Regions from separate parts of the Homo sapiens genome. Here region 1 is linked to region 2. A link is a loop called in an ENCODE intact Hi-C map of the cell type or tissue named here. Cell type or tissue: PC-9. All regions are shown on one strand. Each heading gives the region's core, and the rest is flanking DNA. Links, peaks and the distances in the headings are about the cores only. Region 1 has its middle 72 kb from the start of PIRAT1. Region 2 has its middle 40 kb from the start of CDC42EP3.

The links. A loop is a pair of places that touch in the nucleus more often than their neighbours do. Peaks named below come from ENCODE experiments on the same cell type or tissue, not always from the same donor. Only the 100,000 strongest peaks of a DNase experiment are listed, where the experiment ranks them.
Region 1: it touches region 2 in a loop (2.4-fold over the local background); 3 of 110 quality-filtered maps call a loop at or near these places.

Annotation. Positions count from the first base shown.
Region 1 is chr2:37,797,908-37,809,435 of GRCh38, reverse strand. No RefSeq gene overlaps it. Among named protein-coding and RNA genes, the nearest start is that of PIRAT1, 72 kb to the left of the region's middle. In PC-9, for the core only: no CTCF peak of the experiment used is centred there; DNase peaks (open chromatin) are centred at 6,385, 6,885 and 9,085; H3K4me3 peaks cover 1,621 bases; H3K27ac peaks cover 4,179 bases.
Region 2 is chr2:37,705,873-37,717,400 of GRCh38, reverse strand. No RefSeq gene overlaps it. Among named protein-coding and RNA genes, the nearest start is that of CDC42EP3, 40 kb to the right of the region's middle. In PC-9, for the core only: no CTCF peak of the experiment used is centred there; DNase peaks (open chromatin) are centred at 5,360 and 5,830; H3K27ac peaks cover 2,645 bases.

The DNA of each region.
Region 1 (11,528 bases), core at 2,184-10,183, 92 kb before region 2:
TATGCTTTATCCTGTAGCAGGACTTTTGATCTCTAAAGATTTAAAGTTTGGAATAAGCATTGGTGGCCTTGAGTTTGCAAAAATCTTTCTTAATCTCCTTAATGTCTTGCTTTTTTGAACATGCCATTGCCCAGTAATGTGGCTTCCCTTATGTAAGTCCAATTAATCAGTTCAACACAGTATTGGAAAAATATCTGGTAAATTTGGAACGGTATAGCTAGGCTGAAATAAGCTTTTAAGAAGTCATGAATTCACTGTAAGTGACTCTCAGAACTTTGCCTATAGAACTGGCTTAGGAATCCAGATGGGGCCCTGAATCAAGGAGAGAGTATCTCTCATTCTTAATTCTAGTTGCTATTGATTTAGCAACTCTTAAGGAAGCATGGTAATCTTTCCTTTTCCCCAATTTGTTGTTCATTCTCCTTCAGAGGAAAGGTCGTTCTCATTTGTTGGTTATTGTGGAGCAACTTAAGCACAAAACCAGAAATATCAATGCTCATAGCTAATCTCCACGTGGCCAGCACCTGTGTTCTGTTTCGACACCTGGGCTCATCTGTGCAACCACCTGCAAATCCTGACCACTGATCATGAAGTGAGTTAAGTGTGTTGATAAACCAAGCAGATTCACTTCACTCCTGGAAACCTACTGTATTAGTCCGTTTTCATGCTGCTGATAGAGACATACCTGAGATTGGGCAATTTACAAAAGAGGTTTAATTGGACTTACAGTTCCACGTGGCTGGGGAGGCCTCACAATCATGGCAGAAGGCAAAGAAGAGCAAGTCACATCTTACATAGATGCCAGCAGGCAAAAAGAGAGAGAGCTTGTGCAGGGAAACTCTCCCTTATATAATCATCAGATCTCGTGAGACTTATTCACTATCAGGAGAATAGCACAGGAAAGACCTGCCCTCTGTGATTCAATTGCCTCCCACCGGGTCCCTCCCACAACACCTGGGAATTCAAGATGAGATTTGGGTGGGGACACAGCCAACCCATATCACCTACCATCAAGGAAAACTACGCTGTTTGAAAGTCTTTGACAGGTTATTTTGAATTTATATTAAGGATTATATTTTTCTTAAGTATCTTGTGAAAAGTTTTTAAAAGTACAGTTGTAGGAAAACAGGGCCTACTTGATAACATATAAGGGTTAGGTCACTTTTTAAAAGACATAAAGCAGTTTACTTTTGCTGAAGTAGCAAGGTCTATAGTTCCTGAAATCCTAGAATTCCCTTATTCTGATAAGACTGGGTATTTAATGGTCAAGGTTCTGAGTTGCCAACAAAAGAATCCATTCTGATTAGTTTAATCAGGAAGGGGGTTTATTCAAGAATATTAGGTAGATCACAGAAAATCAAGGAGGGGCAGACAGTAGGCTCTGAGCCATTCAGGAACAATCGTGGACACACAACAGGAGCTTCTTGAGCAAATTTTCCTTTGCCACTATTGCTTTGTATCAATGAGGAAACCAGGATGGATACCAGCAGCTTCTCCCTATTCTGATCTTGAAGATCTAGAGGCCTCCATCATCATATCAATTTCTCTCCATGCAGCCAATTCCTTGGGTTGCTAATTTCCAAAATCTAAGACTATCATGGGTAGATCTGATTGGTGGAATCTAGGTTACCCTAGCTACAAAAGAGTTTCGGTGTGGAAGATTTCTAGCTTCTACCTTGGGAAGGTGCAACTTATCATATGGGATATTACTAAAAGGTAGAGAAGATATCATTAAAATTAAAACCATTTATGCTTCAAAGAATACCATCAAGAAAATGAAAAGACAACTCACAGAATGGAGAAAAGCTTTGAAAATCATATATATGATAAGAGACTTGCATTTCTTGCCTATAAAGGAATCTTACAACTCAATAACGAAAAGAAAAATAACTGAATTAAAAATAAGCAAAAGATCAGAATATACATTTCTCCAAAAAAGATATACAAATGGTCAATAACACATGAAAGATGCTTAACATCATTAGCCATTAGGGAAATGCAAATCAAAACTGCACTGAGATACCATTATGAATCCACTAGGATGGCTATAATAAAAAAGACAGATAACAGCAAGTGTTGGTGAAGATGTGGAAAAAGTGGAACTCTCATGAATTGCTGGAAATGTAATATGGTGCAGCCACTTTGGACAACAATCTGGCAGTTCTGCAAAAGGTGAAGCATAGAGTTACCCAGCAATTGCACTCCTAGATATATAGTCAAGAGAATTGAAAATGTAAGTCCACACAAAATCTTTTACATCAATATTCATAGCAACATTCTGCAAAATAGCTAAAAAATGTAAACAATCCAAATGTCCCTCAGCTAACTAATGGATCAACAAAATGTGTATATCTATACAACGGAAGATTATTTGGTCATAAAAGGAATGAAGTACTGATGTATGCTACAATATAGGTGAACCTGGAAAACATTATGGTAGGTAAAAGAAGCCCATCACAATGGATCAGATATTGTATGATTTCATTTCTTTGAAATGTATTCTTTTTCTAGGGCTGCCACAACAAAGTACCATAGACTTGATGGCTTAAACAACAGACACGGATTTTCTCACAGTTCTGGAGGCTAGAAATCTGAGATCAAGACACCAGCAGGGTTGGTTTCATTCTGAAGCTGCTCTTCGTGGCTTGGGGATCCCATCTTCTCCCTGTGTCTTCACATGGTCTTCTCTCTGTGCCTGTGCCATAATCTCTTCTTTTAAGGAACCAATTGTATTGGATTAGAGCCCACTTTGGTGACCTCATTATTACTTAATTACCTCTTTCAAGACCCTGTCTTCAAATACAAATAGAACCACAACATATGAATATCAGGGGGACACAATTCAGCCTTTAACAGTCTATAATAGGAAAACATATAGAGACAGAAGATTAATGAACAGATGGTTGTCGTATTAGTCCATTTTCACGCTGCTGACAAAGACATACCTGAGACTGGGCCATTTACAAAAGAAAGAAGTTTAATTGGACTCAGTTCCACGTAGCTGGGGAGGCCTCACAATCATGATGGAAGGCAAGGAGGAGCAAGTCACATCTTATGTGGATGACAGCAGGCAAAAAGAGAGAGCTTGTGCAGAGAAACTCCCATTTTTAAAACCATCAGTTCTCATGAGACTTATTCACTATCATGAGAACAGCATGGGAAACACCTGCCCCCATGATTCAGTCACCTCCCACCGGGTCCCTCCCACAGCATGTTGGAAGTCAAGATGAGATTTGGGTGGGGACACAGCCAAACCACATCAGTTGCCTAGGGCTGGACAGTGGTGGGAGGTTTGGGAGATGATGGTTAATGGGTCCAAGATTTCCTTTTGGGGGCAAAAACTGGAAGCATTCCCTTTGAAAACTGGCACAAGACAGGGATGCCCTCTCTCACCGCTCCTATTCAACATAGTGTTGGAAGTTCTGGCCAGGGAAATTAGGCAGGAGAAGGAAATAAAGGGTATTCAATTAGGAAAAGAGGAAGTCAAATTGTCCCTGTTTGCAGATGACATGATTGTATATTTAGAAAACCCCATCGTCTCAGCACAAAATCTCCTTAAGCTGATAAGCAACTTCAGCAAAATCTCAGGATACAAAATCAATGTACAAAAATCACAAGCATTCTTATACACCAATAACAGACAAACAGAGAGCCAAATCATGAGGGAACTCCCATTCACAATTGCTTCAAAGAGAATAAAATACCCGGGAATCCAACTTACAAGGGATGTGAAGGACCTCTTCGAGGAGAACTACAAACCACTGCTCAATGAAATAAAAGAGGACACAAACAAATGGAAGAACATTCCATGCTCATGGGTAGGAAGAATCAATATCGTGAAAATGGCCATACTGCCCAAGGTAATTTATAGATTCAATGCCATCCCCATCAAGCTACCAATGACTTTCTTCACAGAATTGGAAGAAACTACTTTAAAGTTCGTATGGAAGCAAAAAAGAGCCTGTGTCACCAAGTCAATCCTAAGCCAAAAGAACAAAGCTGGAGGCACCACGCTGCCTGACTTCAAATTATACTACAAGGCTACAGTAACCAAAACAGCATGGTACTGGTACCAAACCAGAGATATAGATCAATGGAACAGAACAGAGCCCTCAGAAATGATGCCGCATATCTACAACCATCTGATCTTTGACAAACCTGAGAAAAACAAGCAATGGGGAAAAGATTCCCTATTTAATAAATGGTGCTGGGAAAACTGGCTAGCCATATGTAGAAAGCTGAAACTGGATCCCTTCCTTACACCTTATACAAAAATTAATTCAAGATGGATTAAAGACTTACATGTTAGACCTAAAACCATAATAACCCTAGAAGAAAACCTAGGCAATACCATTCAGGACATAGGCATGGGCAAGGACTTCGTGTCTAAAACACCAAAAGCAATGGCAACAAAAGCCAAAATTGACAAACGGGATCTAATTAAACTAAAGACCTTCTGCACAGCAAAAGAAACCACCATCAGGGTGAACAGGCAACCTACCAAATCGGAGAAAATTTTCGCCACCTACTCATCTGACAAAGGGCTAACACCGAGAATCTACAATGAACTCAAACAAATTTACAAGAAAAAACAAACAACCCCATCAAAAAGTGGGCAAAGGACATGAACAGATACTTCTCAAAAGAAGACATTTATGCAACCAAAAGACACATGAAAAAATGCTCATCATCACTGGCCATCAGAGAAATGCAAATCAAAACCACAATGAGACACCATCTCACACCAGTTAGAATGGCGATCATTAAAAAGTCAGGAAACAACAGGTGCTGGAGAGGATGTGGAGAAATAAGAACACTTTTACATTGTTGGTGGGACTGTAAACTAGTTCAACCATTGTGGAAGTCAGTGTGGTTGATTCCTCAGGGATCTAGAACTAGAAATACCATTTCGCCCAGCCATCCCATTACTGGGTATATACCCAAAGGATTATAAATCATGCTGCTATAAAGACACATGCACACGTATGTTTATTGCGGCACTATTCACAATAGCAAAGACTTGGAACCAACCCAAATGTCCAACAACGATAGACTGGATTAAGAAAATGTGGCACATATACACCATGGAATACTATGCAGCCATAAAAACTGATGAGTTCATGTCCTTTGTAGGGACATGGATGAAACTGGAAACCATGATTCTCAGCAAACTATTGCAAGGACAAAAAACCAAACACCGCATGTTCTCACTCATAGGTGGGAATTGAACAATGAGAATACATGGACACAGGAAGGGGAACATCACAATCCGGGGCCTGTTGTGGGGTCAGGGGAAGGAGGAAGGATAGCATTAGGAGATACACCTAATGTTAAATGACGAGTTAATGGGTGCAGCACACCAGCATGGCACATGTATACATATGTAACAAACCTGCACATTGTGCCCATGTACCCTAAAACTTAAAGTGTAATAAAAAAAAAAGATTTCCTTTTGGGATAATGAAAATATTGATTGATGTAATGGTTGCAAAATTTTGTGAATATACTAAAAGCCATTGCATTGTACACTTTATATGGGTGAATTGTGTGGTATGTGAATTACATCTCAATAAAGCTGTTACACAAAAGAAAAAGAGGAGGGAGTTCAGAGATATTAGGTGGCCACAAATAATCAGTGTCTATTACACTACCTTCAGCTGAGAAATTAAGAACAAGCTAGGAAATAACACCCCATGGTCTCCTGGACTAGGCCGAAGTGTCCCCTTTCCTCAGCCTAATTCTAAATCAACTTGACATGCCCAGTGGGAACACTGGCATTGCTGCTCTTTTGCCACAATGCCAATGTCCTTCTGGAATCTTTGGGAACGAGGCAACTGGCTGTGACCAATGTCATCCCTTTGATGTCCAGGATGCATGTGGCCACCCTGGTAAGCACCCCTTTCCTTAGCCAAAGCTCTGAGTGCATCCCTGAGGACCTATATATGGTAGAGGAGGGAAAGAGGTTCTCAGAGACATAGTTTTTTCAGTCCTGGAATATTTGTATTTTCCAGTTAAGTGGGCATTCATTAGCCACATAACACCATTTTGGTCAACAAAAGACTGCATATTGGAAGGTTGTCCCAGTAAAAAATACTGTATTTTTACTGTACTTTTCCATGTTTAGATATATGAATGCTTATCATTGCATTACAACTGCCTACAGTATTCAGTACATTCAGTACATGCAAGTACCCTCTATGGTGTTTACACAATGATTAAATCATCTAACAATGCATTTCTCAGAACATATCCTCCTTGTTAAGCATTGCATGTCTGTACTTCAAAAAATGTTTAACCTAGAAGGCCATCTCTGTAAGATTCAACAGAGCCTGCCCTGGTTATTTATTTTGCTTTTTTACAGCATTATCCCTTAATCCCTGTTTGGCTCTTCTGCATTACAAGGCCTCTTACTCATCTCCACTGTGGACTTCCCTCAGACTCTAGTCACTTGCTAATTGGCTTGAGATTTTTTTTTCCTTCTTGTGAATGTATTTGCAGTATTATCATTGCTGTAATAGAAGTATGTATAGGAGAAAGTACTTGGTAATGGGTGGAGGTGGAGGAAAACTGTCAATGAAAGCTTTTTTAGAGTAGAATATTTTGGATTTGTGAGTCTTTAAAGATTGATGGGGAAAGAGAAGGGAACATGGGGAGATGTGGAGGAAGAGGAAAGAACCCTCCAGCTACATGAGCAAAGTCAAGGGTACTTGACATAGTCCAGAGCGCCAGGGCAGCTGTGAATAGTTTGATTTGGCTTCAATGTAGGCTGCAAAGTGGGAATGGGGCAAGAGGTGAGCCTGGACAGGTGGGCTGGGCCAGAGGAAAACCCGTAGAGCCAGGGGAGCAGGAGAGAGGCTGTCTAGGCCAGCTGTGTTACAACATACCCTTAAGGCATAAGGGATGATTAAACTAAAAGGTTGATGGACATTTTTCTGTGACTGGCTTCTTTTGATTCATCCTGAAGTCTGCTAAATTATTCCAGAATATGGAATCCAGGAACTCTTTTGTGGAGCAATGCAGTGAAATTAGCCCTCATGAGTATTCACAATGAGTATCCAGATAAGCTTAAAATCCATGCAGATAGGTAGAGAAGGAAGCAAAGAGGCAGCTTGAGAGCTCCTGGGTGAAAGGGAAGAAAAAGCCACATTCCATTGCCCGGAGCATAAGTCATAGATGGCCCTGCCCCAAGGGGCTTCAGGAAAACTAAATCCAACCGGCAGAGATAAACCAAAAGTGACTGCAAATGTTTTTTGCAAAACTTTTAAAGGATACTCCCCTAACCCCAGTGATCCCACTTCTTCCTCTGGATTCAAAGTCAGACATCTTAGAGCTAGAGGCACCAGTCATGACAGATGAACCACACTTCTTCCATCCATCCATCATTAATCTATCCGTGTAACTATCCATTCATAATCAGGCCTTTGAATCTCTGGGTTCTATATAATATAGTCCGCGCTCCTGACTTTTGATTGGAAATACATATGCATGCACACACACATACACACACGCTTTTATTTTACAATGAATAAGTGAATGTCTAATAATGAAAATCAGCCTTCTTCGTAAGTACCAAGGGAGTATTTTTATATCAGAAAACATTTAATGACAAGGACAACATCAGCACTTCCTCTGAACATCCTACTTATAAACACTCTTACTTCTTAATTAACCTCCCCATTTTCCAGTAAATGAAGCCTGTTTTCCTAATAGAACTCCCCCATATCAATTTTTGGGTGTCTGGAATAATTTTTAATGACTATCTAGTTATTGTATTTTAATCTCCTCCCCCAAATCTAAGTGATAAATGCCTCACCATTTTCTTCAGATACACACCCCAGCCCTTATTCAAATCACAGTCCTTCACTCACAGTCAGGAACCCGCACACCTGGGAGTTTGTCGAAGAAACACCACCTTGTGTCTCTGCCCATCTCAACTCCTGTCATCTCTGAGCAAAGCAATCTTACTCCCATCTATGACTCCAGTTCTACATCATTGCACTCCCTTGTTTGGGGGAAGTGGACTAGTGGGACAATTTCCCAAGTTCTATTTTGAGAAAGGGGCAAGTTCATTAACTTTGATCAGGATGGGATGGGGAACACTGAGTGATGTATTTGGCAGATCTTTACACTCATATCTCTCTTGGAATCCTAAGATGATAGACAGATTAGAGAGTAGGGGGAGAGGAAAACTTTTTTATGATTAAGAGAGGCTTCATTGAGAACCTTTTTATGTGTTTGACCTTCTCTCCCCTGGTCCAGTTGCCCCTCGTGGAGACTCCACAGACCTCTGTTTATATCATTCACAGGATGTGCTCCCTGAAATAAGCTGAATAATATCCACCAAGATGTCCATGTTCTTATCCCCAGAACCTGTCAATGTTACCTGATGTGGCAAAGGGGGCTGTGTAGATGCAACCAAGTTAAGGATATTGATTGACCTGGGAAGATTCTTCTGGATTATCCTAGTGGGCCCAATGTCATCATAGTGGTCCTTATAAGAGGAACACAGGAGAAGCCCATGTCACACGGAAGTAGAAGATGTGATGATGGAAACAGAAGGTTGGAGTGATGCAGGGAAAAGGTCACAGGCCAAGGAAGGCAGGCAAACTTCAGAAGCTAGAAAAGGCAAGGAAATGGATTCTCCTCTAGAACCTCCAGAGTAAATCAGCCCTGCTAACACTTTGACTTTAGCCCAGTGAAACTGCTCTGAGATTTCTGACCTCCAAAACTGTAAGAGAATAAATTTGCACTGGTTTAGTCACCAAGTTTGTGGTAATTTACTACAGCAGCCACAGAAAATTAAAACATTCCACTTAATGACATTTCCACTCACAAATCCGTCTCTTTGAATAGAGACCACAAGCTCTTCTATATCTCCTAGCACTGGGCACCCTGTCAGTTAGTTCCTTCGGAATACAAGAAACAGAAACATCCCAATCAACTCCAATAAAGGATGTTCAATATAATGACACATGAGAAAGACAGGAATTGGCAAAACTGTCCCAGCAGCTGCCCTGCTAAGCCTTGTGGCCACTGGAACATCCTTTAGCAAACAGTGTTAGTTTTGGTCATTGGGCAGAAAGGTCAGTAACTCAGCAACATCAGTGGCTATTCCCTCAGACATGTCTGTTTTTGTGAGTCAATTTCTCTCTCCCCTGCTGCCACCAATTACCCAAGGGAGTATTTTTATATCAGAAAACACTTAATGACAAGATCCTGTATCTATTGTTTAAACTCTCTTTAAGAAACAAGCTGATCTTTTGATCTATCACCACCCAGGTGGGGGCAAAGCTGTCTCATGAAGCCAACTTTTCTTTGATGCTGGCCAACCTATAGATGGCTGTTTGGGGGTTGGGTGCTGACCCCTGGTTCAAGCAGCTATGGTCAGGATAACAGAGCTCAGAGACACCTCTCCAATCCACTGGTGCAGAATCCGCTCTCAAAAAATACTTTTTTGAAGGGAAGTGGCCCATGGAGGTACAAAAGAAATGTAAGATCTGGTCCCTGCCCATAAGAACTTTGTCATCTAGGAGTAGAAGGAAAATATATATAGAACAATTTTATATGGAGATACACACAGACACACACACACACACACACACACACACACATACACACAAATAGATATTTGGGAAATATATATGGAATAGGACAGCATTATATTCAATAGCCAAGTATCCTAATACAGTAAAGTATCCTTTGTTAGATAAATAAAATTAGAGGCCAGGAGCGGTGGCTCACACCTGTAATCCCAGCACTTTGGGAGGCCAAGGTGGGTGGATCACCTGAGATCAGGAGTTTGAGACTAGCCTGGCCAATGTGGCGAAACCCCGTCTCTACTAAAAATACAAAAATTAGCTGGGCATGGTGGCAGTGCTTGTAATCCCAGCTACTCAGGAGGCTGAGGCAGGAGAATCGCTTGAACCCAGGAGGCGGAGGTTGCAGTGAGCCAAGATTGCACCATTGCACTCCAGCCTGGATGACAAGAACACAACTCCAGCTCCAAAAAAAAAAAAAATAAAATAAATAAAAATAAAAAAAATAGAGATTATTACATTATCAATAGCCTTTTTTCTTCCCTAATGAGATATCTTGGCCTATATGAATTCACTTTCATTTCCATGTTTCTTTTGAGCAGTTCCAAGATTTAGCTTCTAATAGGGAATGTAGTAGTTAGGTTTGTTAGGGTTGTAAGCATAGCAGGGTAAACTGAGGCTTTTTTCCCCCTTGCCACCTTTCTGTACCTCTGTAGTTATAGAAAAAAATAGAGGATATAGAAAAAATATTTGTAAAAACCTACTGTTTAGGGAGAAGCAATCTAAGCATGGCACCTTGTATGTTCACCTTTTAAAAGAAACCTTTGTAATGGCACAATGTCAGGGCCATAGGTTCTCATGAGAAACAGCTATGTTATGTTACTAGAAGTATAAAAAATTGAACCCAACTGGGAGTCTTTGAAGATAAACAAATCCCTAAGGTGAGGTGTGTTTAATTTCAGGAATTTGGGAGAAGAAATCTCAGTTAAGAGAAGAAGTTCCCATACCTTTTCCCCATTGAGAAGCCTAGACCCCTCTTCTCCCTCTCCTCCCAGGAGTCTGCAGTCAGTGGGGAGGAAAGCCAGAGGCATCCTGAGAATGCCTGACACAGCCAAAACTGCCCAATCACTAGAAGAATCTTAGGGCCTGGAGTCAAATTATTTTTATAGGAAGGAAAATGTTCCCTGGAAAAAAATGGGGAAAGTAGAGGCATTAAAATGGCAAAGGGGGACATGGGGAAAAAGGCAGAGGGTGGAAGGAGGGGAAGAGAAAGAAGGGTGGGTGAAGAAGAAAGGGCATGTCCTCAAGGAACACCCTAAAGGGCCTGGGCAGTGAGGTCTCACCTTTTGTGCATTGTAAAGGAAAGAGGAACTAGAGTGGGCCCACAATGCTTGATTTCCTCTCTTTGGTTGGGTAAGCTTTGAGAACAAGACAGAAGCCCTTCAGTGAAAACTGGCTTCACTCTTCCTCCAAACACTGGGTGCTCTTTGTTTGAGGAAGCAGGGAAAAGAAAGATGGAAGGGAGGAAGGATAATTCTGGTCCCCCATGGTCAGTAGGCAGGCATGGGTCAGTTTCTTCAAGGGTGCTGAGATGGTGTAAAACAGACTGGGGGAAGAATAATTGGAAGGCATACCTGGAATCAATAGCTCCAAACCATCAAGTCAAAAATGCATGAAATGTTTGGGTGGAGAAACAGGCACAGACAGGGTGCCTCTTCAAGTCGGCATTATCTGTTACAGAACAAACTGAATATATAGGCATCATTTTAACACTGCATAGCCAAAGAGTCCCAGAAAAGTTTCTGGTAAGCAGGAAACGGTGAATGGAAATCAATCATCACTAACTCGATATGCATAAAATATTACTATAGTCTCATTGTTTAATATTCTGCCTTTACTGACTTTAATGAATATAATCTTATTTGCCATGAATTTTATAGATTTATGCGTGACCTCAGCTTTCCTAATCCAATTTTTCTCATAAGGTTTACA
Region 2 (11,528 bases), core at 2,002-10,001:
GAAAACATTCCAGCAAGTATCCCAAGGTCGCAGACCCAGATAGGTTTTGCTAGCCACCTTCCTGGAAGGAGTGGGCCATGTTTTCCATCCTCAGAAAATGCTGTTTGCAAGGAAAGCGGTGAGAGCAGAGATAATCAATCTAGGCGTATCATAGTCAAGTTGCTGAAGACCAAAGATGAAGACCAAATCTTTAAAGCACCCAGAGGGAAAAGACAGATTACATGTGGGGGAAAACAATACAGATGAAGGCTGACTTAGAGAAAAAATGGAATCCAGAAGAATATGGAATAGCATTTTTTAAAGTATTGAAAGGAGAAAATTGTCAGCCTAGAATTCTATAAAAGTATCCTTCAGAAATTCAAGTAAAATAAAACGTATTTTCAGAAAGAGAAAAGTTGACAGGATTTATCTCTAGAAGACTTACTGTACAAGAAATAATTTTTTAAAAGAATGAAGAACAATAGGCAGGGTAAATACCTGGGTAAATGTAAAATAACCTTTTCTTTTTAAGTGATATGTATTTATATCAATAAATATATATAGGTATATATAGACTGTATAGATACATACATATGTAATTCTTTAAAAGATTGTTGAATGAAGCAAAAATAATGTATTGTGGAATTTATAGCACATGTAGAAGTAAAATATTTTTAAAAATAGCACAAAGGGTGGAAGGACTCTAAACGAAATTATTCAATTGGAAGTGTCTTCCATTGATTATGAAGTAGTATATTATTGAAGGTAGATTAAGATGATTTAAATATGCATAGCATAATATCTAAAATAACTCCAAAAAACCTCACAGAGGTATTACAAAAAGATAGAGCTTAAAGGTTGATACAGGAGATTAAATGGGATATTGAAATATACATGATTCACCTGAAAGAGAGCAGAAAAAGCAGGATAAATGAATGGAAAAAGATGAGAGAAAAAAATAGCTTGAAAATATATGAAGCAAAACCAAGTAGAATTAATATGAGAGAAAGACAAATCTACAGTCACGGTTAAACATATTAACATCACTTTCTGAGTAACTGATTTAAAAAGCAGGGAAAAGAGTATAATTTAAAAATATTTGATCCACACTGTCAACCAATTTGACCTAATCAACATTTACAAAACACCACTCCCAAAACAGCAAAATATACATTCTTTTTAACTTTGCATGAACTATTAACCAAGATAGATCAAAAATGCCGAGCCAGAAAATAAGACTCATTAAAATTAAAAAGATTGAAACCATACAGAGTACATTTATGACCATAATGACAATATGGAAATCAATAACCATCAGATATCTGAAAAAACCCAAATATTTGAAAATTAAACATTATATATCTAAATAACATATGGTCAAAGGAGAAATTACAAAAGAAATTTGAAATCATTTGAACTGAATGATAATGAACACCCAACTTACCAAGATTTGTGAGATGTAGCTAAAGAAGTACTTAGAGGGAAATGTATAGCATTCAATTTTTTAAAAAAGGGAGGTATAGAATCAATTATCTAAGCCTTCACATGAAGAAGCTAGAAAAATAACAACTAAAACCCAAAGTATAAGAAAGAAAAATGATGGTAAGAATGTCAATTAATAAAACAGAAAATTGACAAAAAGAGAACATCAACAATGTTAAAAGTGTGTTTAAAAAAAAAGATTAATGAAACCCAGGGCAAGACTGATAAGTGAAATAGAAAATCCCATTACCAGTGTTAGAAATGAAAAAAAAGGGCATTTCTACAGACCCTATAGTTATGAAAAAGATAGCAAGGAAATATTATGAACAACTTTAAGTCAATAAATTAAACAATTAAGATGAAATAGAAAAATAATTTTAAAAACACAACTTACTGAAATATATAACAGAAATATAAAAACATAAATAAATATTCTTATGTCAATTCAAGTAATTGAATTTATTATCAAAATTTTTTTATGAAGAAAACTTGAGATCTAGGTGACTTTACCAATGAAATCTATTATCATTTAAGGATGAAATAATACCAAGTCAACACAAGTTCTCTCAAAACTAGAGATGGAGAGAATAATTCCCATGAAGCCAGCATACTGCCAATGCCAAATACTGACAATGACATTATAAGAAAAGAAAATTACAAACCAATATTCCTTATGAGTACAGCTGAAAAAACCTTAACAAAATATTAGCAAAACTAATCCAATAATATATTTCCAAAATACACATCATGACCAAGTGAAGGTTTTTAAAGAAATGTAAGATTGGTTTCACATCTGAAAATTAGTCAATGAAAGAATAAAGGGAAACCATACAATGATCTCAGTAGATGCATAAAAAAGCGTTTGACCAAAGTCAACCTCCATTCATGATAATAACTCTTGAGCAAATTAGAAATAGACAAGGACTTCTTCAAACTGCTGAAAAGGATCTCTTAAAACCTACAGCTAATATAATACTTACTGATTTTTCCTTTTAACATAAAGAACAAGGCAAGGACTTTCACTTTCATCATTTCTACTTAACATTTAACTGGCAGTTGTAGCCAATGCAATAAGAGGAGAAAAAGAAATAGAAGGCATATAGATAAAGGAAAGAAAGAAGTAATTCGTATAAAGAGGAAAGTAAAACTGTCATTCTTTGCAGATGACACAATTGTTTATATAGAAAACTATGGATACAAAATAACTATAAGAACTAAGTAATGAGTTTACCTAGGTCAATATATAAAAATCAATTCTATTTCTATATACCAGCAGTAAACAATTGGAAAACAACATGTAAAAAATACTATATGCAATAGTATCAAAAAATATCAAATAGGAAAATGCTAAGAGAGGTGTACAATTTCTCTACAGTAAAAAACTGTAAAACACTGATGTGAGAAATTAAAGAAACCCAGACAAAAGGGAGAGACATTCAATGTTTATGAGGTAGAAGACTCAATGTTGTTAAGATATTTATTTTCCTCAGATTTATTTGTGAATTTAATACAGTCATCAAAATTTCAGTAGGACTTTTTAGAGAAATTTACAAGCTGAACCTATAACTGATATGAAAATGCCAAAGCAATCTTGAAAAAATTAAAGTTGGAAGATTTATAATACCCAGTTCTAAAACCGAATATGTTAGACTAATCAATGCATTGCAGTATTGACGTGAAGATAGACAAATACATCAAGAGAACAGAATCCAGAAATAGACTCATATGTATAGACTTAATTAATTTTTTAAAACGCTTTATTAGAGTAGTTTTAGGTTCACATCAAGATTAGAATCAACTGATTTTTAACTGAATGTGACAAGGTGATTTCATGAAGAAAAGAAGACTTGTTAACAAGTGGTGCTGGAACAACTGGATGGCCATATAAAAAACAAACAAAAAACTTGACTCCTGTCACACGCCATACAATAAAATAGTTTGAGATAAACATAGAACAAAATATAACCTAGAATAATAAAGTTTCTAGTAGAAAGCATAAAAGAGTAACTTTACAACCTTGGAGTAGGCAAATTTTTTTAGACAGAACACAAAAAGCACGAACTATGAAAAATGATAGCTGGTTTTCATTAAAACAAAAATTTCTGTGTACCAAAAGATACCATTAAGAAAATGAATATGCAAATCAGTACATATATCTGACAAAGGGCATGTATGCATTGTATATAAAGAACTCTTTCAAATCAATAATATGACAATTTAATTTTTTTAATGGGCAAAAGATTGAAGCTGTCATTTCACAAAAAAAGATACATAGAGTAGTCCCTCCCTTTATCCTTGGTTTCACTTTCCAGTTTCAGTTACCTACAGTAAACCACAGTCAGAAAATACTAAATGGAAAATGTCAGAAATAAACAATTTGTGGTTTAAAATCGTCCACTATTCTGAGTAGCGTGATGAAATCTTGAGCCATCCTGCTCTGTTCCACCAGGGAGCTGAATCATCCCTTTGTCCAGCATATCCACAGTCTGTGCTACCCACCCCTTAGTCAGTAGCTGCCTTAGTTATCAGATTTTTAAAAAATAGTACATACAGAGTTCAGTAATATACTTGGTTCCAGGCGGCCACTGGGGTTCTTAGAATGAATCCCCCAGGGATTAGTGGGTACTACAGTATAAGAACAAGGAATAGGCACATGAAAGTGTTTTCCACATCATTAATCATCACTGATATGGAAATTAAAACCACCATGAGATGCCATTTTGCACCTATTAAAATGGCTCAGATGTAAAGATAAGACAATACCAAAAGTTGATGTGGATGTGGAGAAATGGAACTCTCAAACACTGTTGGTAGGAATGCAAATGGTACGGCCACTTAGGAAAATAGTTTGTCAGATTTTTATAAAGTTAACTTCTTCATGTATCCTACAACCAGCAATTCCACCCTCAATATCTCTCAAAAGAAATGAAAACATATGTCCACAAGAAGAACTGTACAAGAATACTCAAAGAAGCTTTTCCATAACAGCCCAAACTGGAAACAACCCAAATGTTCATCAATATGAGGGTGGATGAACATACTCTGGCATATTCATAAATTGAATATTAGTCAAAAAGAAATAGATATGTATTAGTCAATAGATATATATTAGTCAAAAAGAAAAAGAAAAAATTACTGGCCAGGCACAGTGGCTCACGCCTGTAATCCCAGCATTTTGGGAGGCGAAGGCGGGCCGATCACCTGAGGTCGGGAGTTCAAGACCAGCCTGACCAACATGGTGAAACCCCATCTCTACTAAAAATACAAAATTAGCTGGGCGTGGTGGTGCATGCCTGTAATCCCAGCTACTTGGGAGGCTGAGGCAGGAGAATCACTTGAACCCAGGAGGCAGAGGTTGTGGTGAGCCGAGATTGCACCACTGCACTCCAGCCTGGGCAACAAGAGCGAAACTCCATCTCAAAAAAAAAAAAAAAAGGAAAAAGAAAAAAATTACTGATGATGTAACAGTATGAATAAAACTTGAGACTTCCAGTTATGCTAAGTGAAAGAAGCTGCACAAAATGTGTATAATATATAAACCAATTCTATAAAGTCCAAAACTAGGCAAAATTAATCTCTGGTTAAAAAAAGACATAAACAGTGGTTGCCTCTTGTTTTGGTGTAGTCAATTGTCATGATATATTCAACTGTCAAAATAATTGAACTGAATACTTAACACTTTCTGGTAGATTGTATGTAAATTATACCTCAGTTTTTTGAAAAGCAACTACATCGAGTGGATAGCAGCTACACAAATTACCACAGAGGTAAAGTTTGCTCATCTAAGAAACATTTATTAATAACTTACGTGACAAGCACCATACTAATATCTGGGAATACCAAGCTCTATAAGATGTGATCCCAGCACTGAAGAATGCATGGATTCTAAGTGATGGGGAAAGCACAATTTCAAAATGTTGAAACAAGTGCTTTAATGCAGCTATACACTATGACTGTATATGGGAGCACAGAGGAGTGAGCAAGATGTTACAGACCAGGATGATGACCACTTGTCTGACCATAGTGCAGCCACTATGGTGGCTTGGGGTAGAAAGTTGCCTTTTATTTTTGGCCTTTGGGACTTGGGGAGATATCTTAGCAGGTGTAAGGACTCTAAATAACAGTTCCCCAAAACTTTAGGACAAAGTCTTTTTCACAGTGGGAAACTGGAGATATGTTTTCACCAGAATAAGCAGAAAAAGGCCAAACACTTCCTGAGTAATAGATTTAAAGAGCAGCAGGTCTCTCAAGCCAGGGTCCCTATGCCACACTGCAGAGCAGCCCACAAAACACCCTGAGGATGTGGCTTGCTGGCCACACCCCTTAAGTCATGATAGCCCTGCTAAAGAATGTAGGGCCCCAACAAAGAATGTCCTGAAAGCCATTTAAGAGCCTTCCAGGAAAACCACAGCCAGCAATCCACCACTTGCAATGTGTGTGGCGGGGCTCCTGCTTCTCTTTGCCTTCCTTGGCTCCCTGAGCTCCCATCAAATCCCAAGTCATCTCAAAAGGAGGTGCAGGGCCAGTTGCAGTTTACTTGCTGGTGATAGAGAGGACAAGGCACCTGCCTGCAAGTCTCCAAAGACAGCACTGGGGAGCCTCCCTCTGGGTGTCTTCAGGGTCTCCCTGCAAAGCTCCAGCTCCTATAAGATTGCGATTGTGACTCTCAACAGATGAACCCCCAGAGAGAAGTTGTTGTGGGGGAAGCTCCAACAGGTTCATGGCCCCCTCCTCCATCTTCAGAGTCACCATCCGCAAATCTCTTTCTCTCTGTCCCTCTCTTCTGTCATCACGCCTCCTCCTGTCTGACTCTGACTCCTGCATCCTACTTATGAGGACCCTTGGGTTTGCATCGAATCTACTCAGATTATTCAGTGTAATCTCCCCATCTCAAGATCTTCAACTTGATCACATCTGCAGACCCTCTTTTGTCACATATGGCAAGATTCATAGGTTCCAAGCTTTAGGATGCGAACATCTTTGGGGGATCATTACTCAGCCTACCACTAAAACTCTAAGCCTATCTTACCTCGAGACAACAATAATAACCAATGCATCTAGCCATTGAGTGCTGACTATGTGATATAAATACAGATATGGAGATAAATACTGCTATCTGTATATAGAGAGATTTTTTAGAGATATTTATACACTTACATTGATAGGCTATCTTCCCACACATATGTATTTTCTCACCGTAGCCCTGCAAAGTCATTTCATTTTACAAATGAGGAAACGGAAGCCCGAGGAATTTTGAAGGACAAAACACTGTTTATAACGGGTAGTCAACGCGGGTTTGGATGACTCCAGAGCCAATGCTCTTTACCTTGTTGTCTTCCATTTCTGTTCCATGTTTTGGTGGGAAACCCAGAGTATGAATTTTGTGTATATATCTTCAACCTAATTTTTTTTCTCCAAGTTAGGACTGGAAAAGCCCACATCTGTGGCTTGGAAGACAAGGAAGGTGTTATTCCCAGTTGGCCACATCTCTAGAAAACAGAAAATTCTGCATTTCCCCCAGGAAACAAAATTGTTCATTGCTTATCTGTAGTGTATTGTTTCTTTTCTTGCTTTACCTCCCTCATTGTTTTTACTTTTCCTCATCAGCCTCCAACCTCAGTAGAAGATGTATTTCCAAGCAGAACCATTCGCCAATCTAAAATTTTCCCTGGTTTTTGAAATCTATTTCTTCATAGACTCCATCACAAATTTTTCAACCATTCTAGAAGGAAAAGCCGAGAAATACTACAGTAAAGGAAACAAAATTGGAGGCTGAAAAATATATATACATTAAACCGTGGTTAAAAAACTAAATAAAATAATTTTTGTTTCACTATCCTGTGAAACAAAAATTAGTGAAGATTTGTTTTAACTCTATTACCTGGACAGCACCATTCTTAGTTTTCTTCAGCAGAATTTATCTTAAAATATTTTAATGCGTTGATTGAATCAGAATTATTTCTCAAAAACAACACTTAAATGGCAATTGTTGATTCTTGTTTGCAAGAGCTCATTCATCTCCATTATAGTTAATATTGCTGTTAAACCTTTAGTTGAAGACAAGAATGAAATACACTCCTGATTTCCATACGCCTCTCTCACTGCAAAATTGTGTGTTCTGGGAATTCTCGGTCATATTGCATAGATTTTTTTTTAAATTGTTGCCTCCTCAAAAAAATGGCTCAAGCATATTTATTGAAAGTATGACCATGTTAAAATCTGTATCATGAATAAATTATTTCAAATAAAATTGGAGAAATCTAGGGCAGTTGGGGCAGGAAGGTAATGAATCAAGTTTTAGGGCTCCTGCCCTAAGCTGTGGTAAGCACACCAAGGTAAGGCCACCCTGAGGGCCTCCAGGTGCTCAGAGAGAGACCTCCTGCCCCTAGCACCCTGCCTTGCCTCACTGGAACCCTCCCCATCCACCTTCCCTGGCAATGGCATACCATGGCAAGACCCCCCACCCAGAGGTTTATATTGAAAATAGTAGGCAGTGTTCTGGTTGTAATATGAATGATCATAAATTGAGCAATAGGTTCTTCACATTTTTATCTTAAAATACTTAAGTGCTTGAAAAGGATTTAAGTATCACAGCATAAGTCGATAAGTGGGAAGTTTTGAAGATTTTAAAGAACGTATCTGGGTAGTTTTAAGATCACCAGAGGCCGTTAACCCTCATAATTTACTGCCTATGTTTACTTGAATCTTTTCAAATTGGTCTCCCTGCATCCACATTTGCACTCCTCCAACTTGATTTCCACACTATCAGAATTATTGTTTTAAAATGCAAATCTGTTCAGTTCTCTGTCTCACACACATACACACACGTACAGATGCACACACACTGACATGCGGGCACACACTCCTGTTTAAAATCTTTCGATGCCTTTTCATTCTCACATTTGAAGGCTAAAACCCTTAACACAGCTGACCTATGTTCCACAATCTGTGATACATGACCCTGACTGTCTCCTCAACCTAATTTCTCACCATCATCCCCGCTGCTCCCTATGGTCTGATCACAATGTCCTTTTGATTCCCTACAAGTCCTAGGTTTCTCCCGACTGCAGGACCACTGGGTATGCTGAGCCTCTGTCTGGAATGTTCCGCAATCTCTATTCCCTACACACACACACACACACACACACACACACACACACAAGCACTATTCATCTAATTACCTCCTCCTCCTGATCTTCCTCCCCAGATCTCAGTTCAAGTCCACACTTCCTCAGAGAATGTTTCCATGACCCCCTAAACTGCGGCAGGCCCCTTGACACGTTCTCGCATAACCCAGTGATCCATGGTGTCTGGCACACAGTAGGTATTCCAGAAGTATTGATAGCATGAGTAAATTAGCAAACAGATGTTTTATTAATACAGATTTATCACTAGCAGAAGTCAAAGGGGGCCATGGTTTTAGCCAAGTGAGTGAGCTGGGGAGGGGCTGAAAAGCAAAGGTTTCCCTGAGGTAACTAAACAAGAATATTAGAGGAATTCAAAAGTGGATTTGGGCGTGCATATGAGAAAGGGGTTATCTGAGGTAAAAGCCACTCTGTGAACTGCGAATGACCCAGAAAAATATTAAAAGCATAGGAAGGGAGAAGTTGCTTGTTGCTGTCAGCTTGAAAGTTTTGCTTAGAAAATGCAAAGTAATCAAGGGAAGAGAAGGGGAGGCAGAAGCCACTGACATATGATAAGTTTATGTGTGTGTTTCAATTCTTGTTCTGAAAGGTTTTAAAGAACTTTACAAAGATACATTCCATATAGTAAAATAAAACCTATTCCAAATTAGTAATAAACAAGAGGAAAACAATGTGTACGCATGAGATTAGCAAGGAGTCTCTGCAGTTAAGGTATAAAGCCTTTAGCCAATCTTTAATTTGGCAAATTCTTTGCAAAATATTTCATTGACTTCTGAAAAAATTATCTACAAATTTTATGAAAATCAGTATTAATACATACCATTTATGTAAAAATTGCATGTTTCTGTGCTTGTACATATTCTAAAAGTATGGAACTGGGCTGGGCACCCTGGCTCATGCCTGTTAGCACTTTGGGAGACTGAGGCAGGACCATCACCTGAGCCCCAGAGTTTGAGACCAGCCTAAGCAACATAATAAGACCCCCTCTGCAAAAAATAATTTAAAAAAGTAATTGGGTGTGGTGGTGCAGCCTGTAATCCTAGCTACTCAGGAGGCTGAGGTAGGAGGATTGCTTGAGTCCAGGAGGTCAAAACTGCAGTGAGCTGTGATTACGCCACTGCACTCTAGCCTGAGCAAAAGAGCAAGACACTATCTCTTCAACAACAACAAGAAAAAGTATAGAACTGATCTGGAAGAATATGCAAATATACATCAGTGCAACTGTGGTTACCTCTGAGAAGGGAGGGGGATGGGGACAGTTGAGATGTAGAAAAGGTTTTATTTCTTGCCTTATATATGTGAGCTTTATATAATTAGCTTAATTCATGTGTAACTTTGTAATTTAAAAGTTAACAATAAAAACAAAGCCTCTACAAAGATACCAACAATATTCACAGATATTGACAGATCTTAGATATTGACAGATATTTTATTAGCATATGTATCTAGTCATTTTCTGAGATCACATAGTAACAACAACAACATCCACTTGAAGTGTTCAAAATGTTTACACCTACTATGGTATAGCAGCCCCTCAGTAACCCTCCCAAGCAGGCAGGGCCGGGTGAGGCAGATCCCACTTTACCATCCCTACTTGAAAAAGGAAGGAACAGAGGCAGGAGCAGCTGGGTGACCAGCCCTGGCCTGGAGCTAATGAACAGCAGAGTCTGCAAAAGGAGTTCAGGCCTTCTGATTCTTTCCCCTGCATACTCTGTTCTTTTTTGTCCTTTGTTCACAACGTGGCTGGGAAGTCTTAGCATTTTGAAACTGAAAGAAGGAAAAATCTTTTGACTGCTGTGTTTGATTGCTCATAAAAATGCTTCATTGTAGACTGTCCTATAACTTCTGAATTATGCTACATGAGTGGTTTGAGGGTTTCTCATTATTGCAGACAAGGAAAATTTACTGCTTTCATTTAAGCCCTAGCTCTCTCTAAAGAAAAGTTGCAGTAGCCGAGTATCTTTATTATACTTTTACCCTCAGAGCTAATATCTTGAAAAGCCCTGTTGGGGGCACACATTAGTGTTCAGGGTAAGGCATTTCTTAATTCAGAAACATAAGGTGATAAAGCATATTTGCTTCCTTAATAGTCTTGGACAGTTACATTTCTCTTAAAGACAGACATTCTCCTAGGTGTCTGCATTACATGTATCCACTGGGGCCTTAGTCAAGGCACTATGTACAACCTTTTCCTCCCTTGTAGCAGTTTGTCAGAAACATGGCTGCAACAGTTCCTCCATTTCTGTGCATGCACGCCACTCCTTCCATCAGGAAGTAGAGTCTATCCACCCCTTGGCTGGGCTGGCTTTGTGACTTGTTTTGGTCAATAGAATGTTACAGAAGTGATGCCTTGCTGGTTCTGGGCCTATGCCTTAAGAGAGCTGACAGCTCTACTGTTGCCCTCTAGGTTCCAGCCCCCATTTAAGAAACTCAGGCTCGTGTATGGAATGGTATGAGGCTGTGCCCAGAGAGGCCCTGGAGGAGGAGGCCATCTTAGATGGAGCTGCCAGCTGTGCAGCCTTGTGACGACAGCCAATATAGTATACAGCAAAAGGACCACTCAGCTGAGCCCAACAGACCCACAGGATAGTGAAACTATTATTGCCCTGAGCTACTAAGTTTGGTGGTATTAGGTTGGTGCAAAAGTAACGCAGTTTTCCCATTAAAAGTAATGTTTGTACACAGCAATAGATAACTAAAACATGAAACATCCCCTTTCTTTACTCTCCGACCTCCCCCTCACCAACTCAGTATGTCCCTGGTCATCTCTTATGCTCCTTTTCTGTGCCATCATCTCTGTCTGAGGAAAAGGGAATGTTCTTTCGACATTTCCTCTCTGCTCAACACACACTTCTCAAGTCCTTACTCTGAGCTGGTACTGTGTGGGGCTTTGGGAATATGAGAATGAATAGAACACAGCCC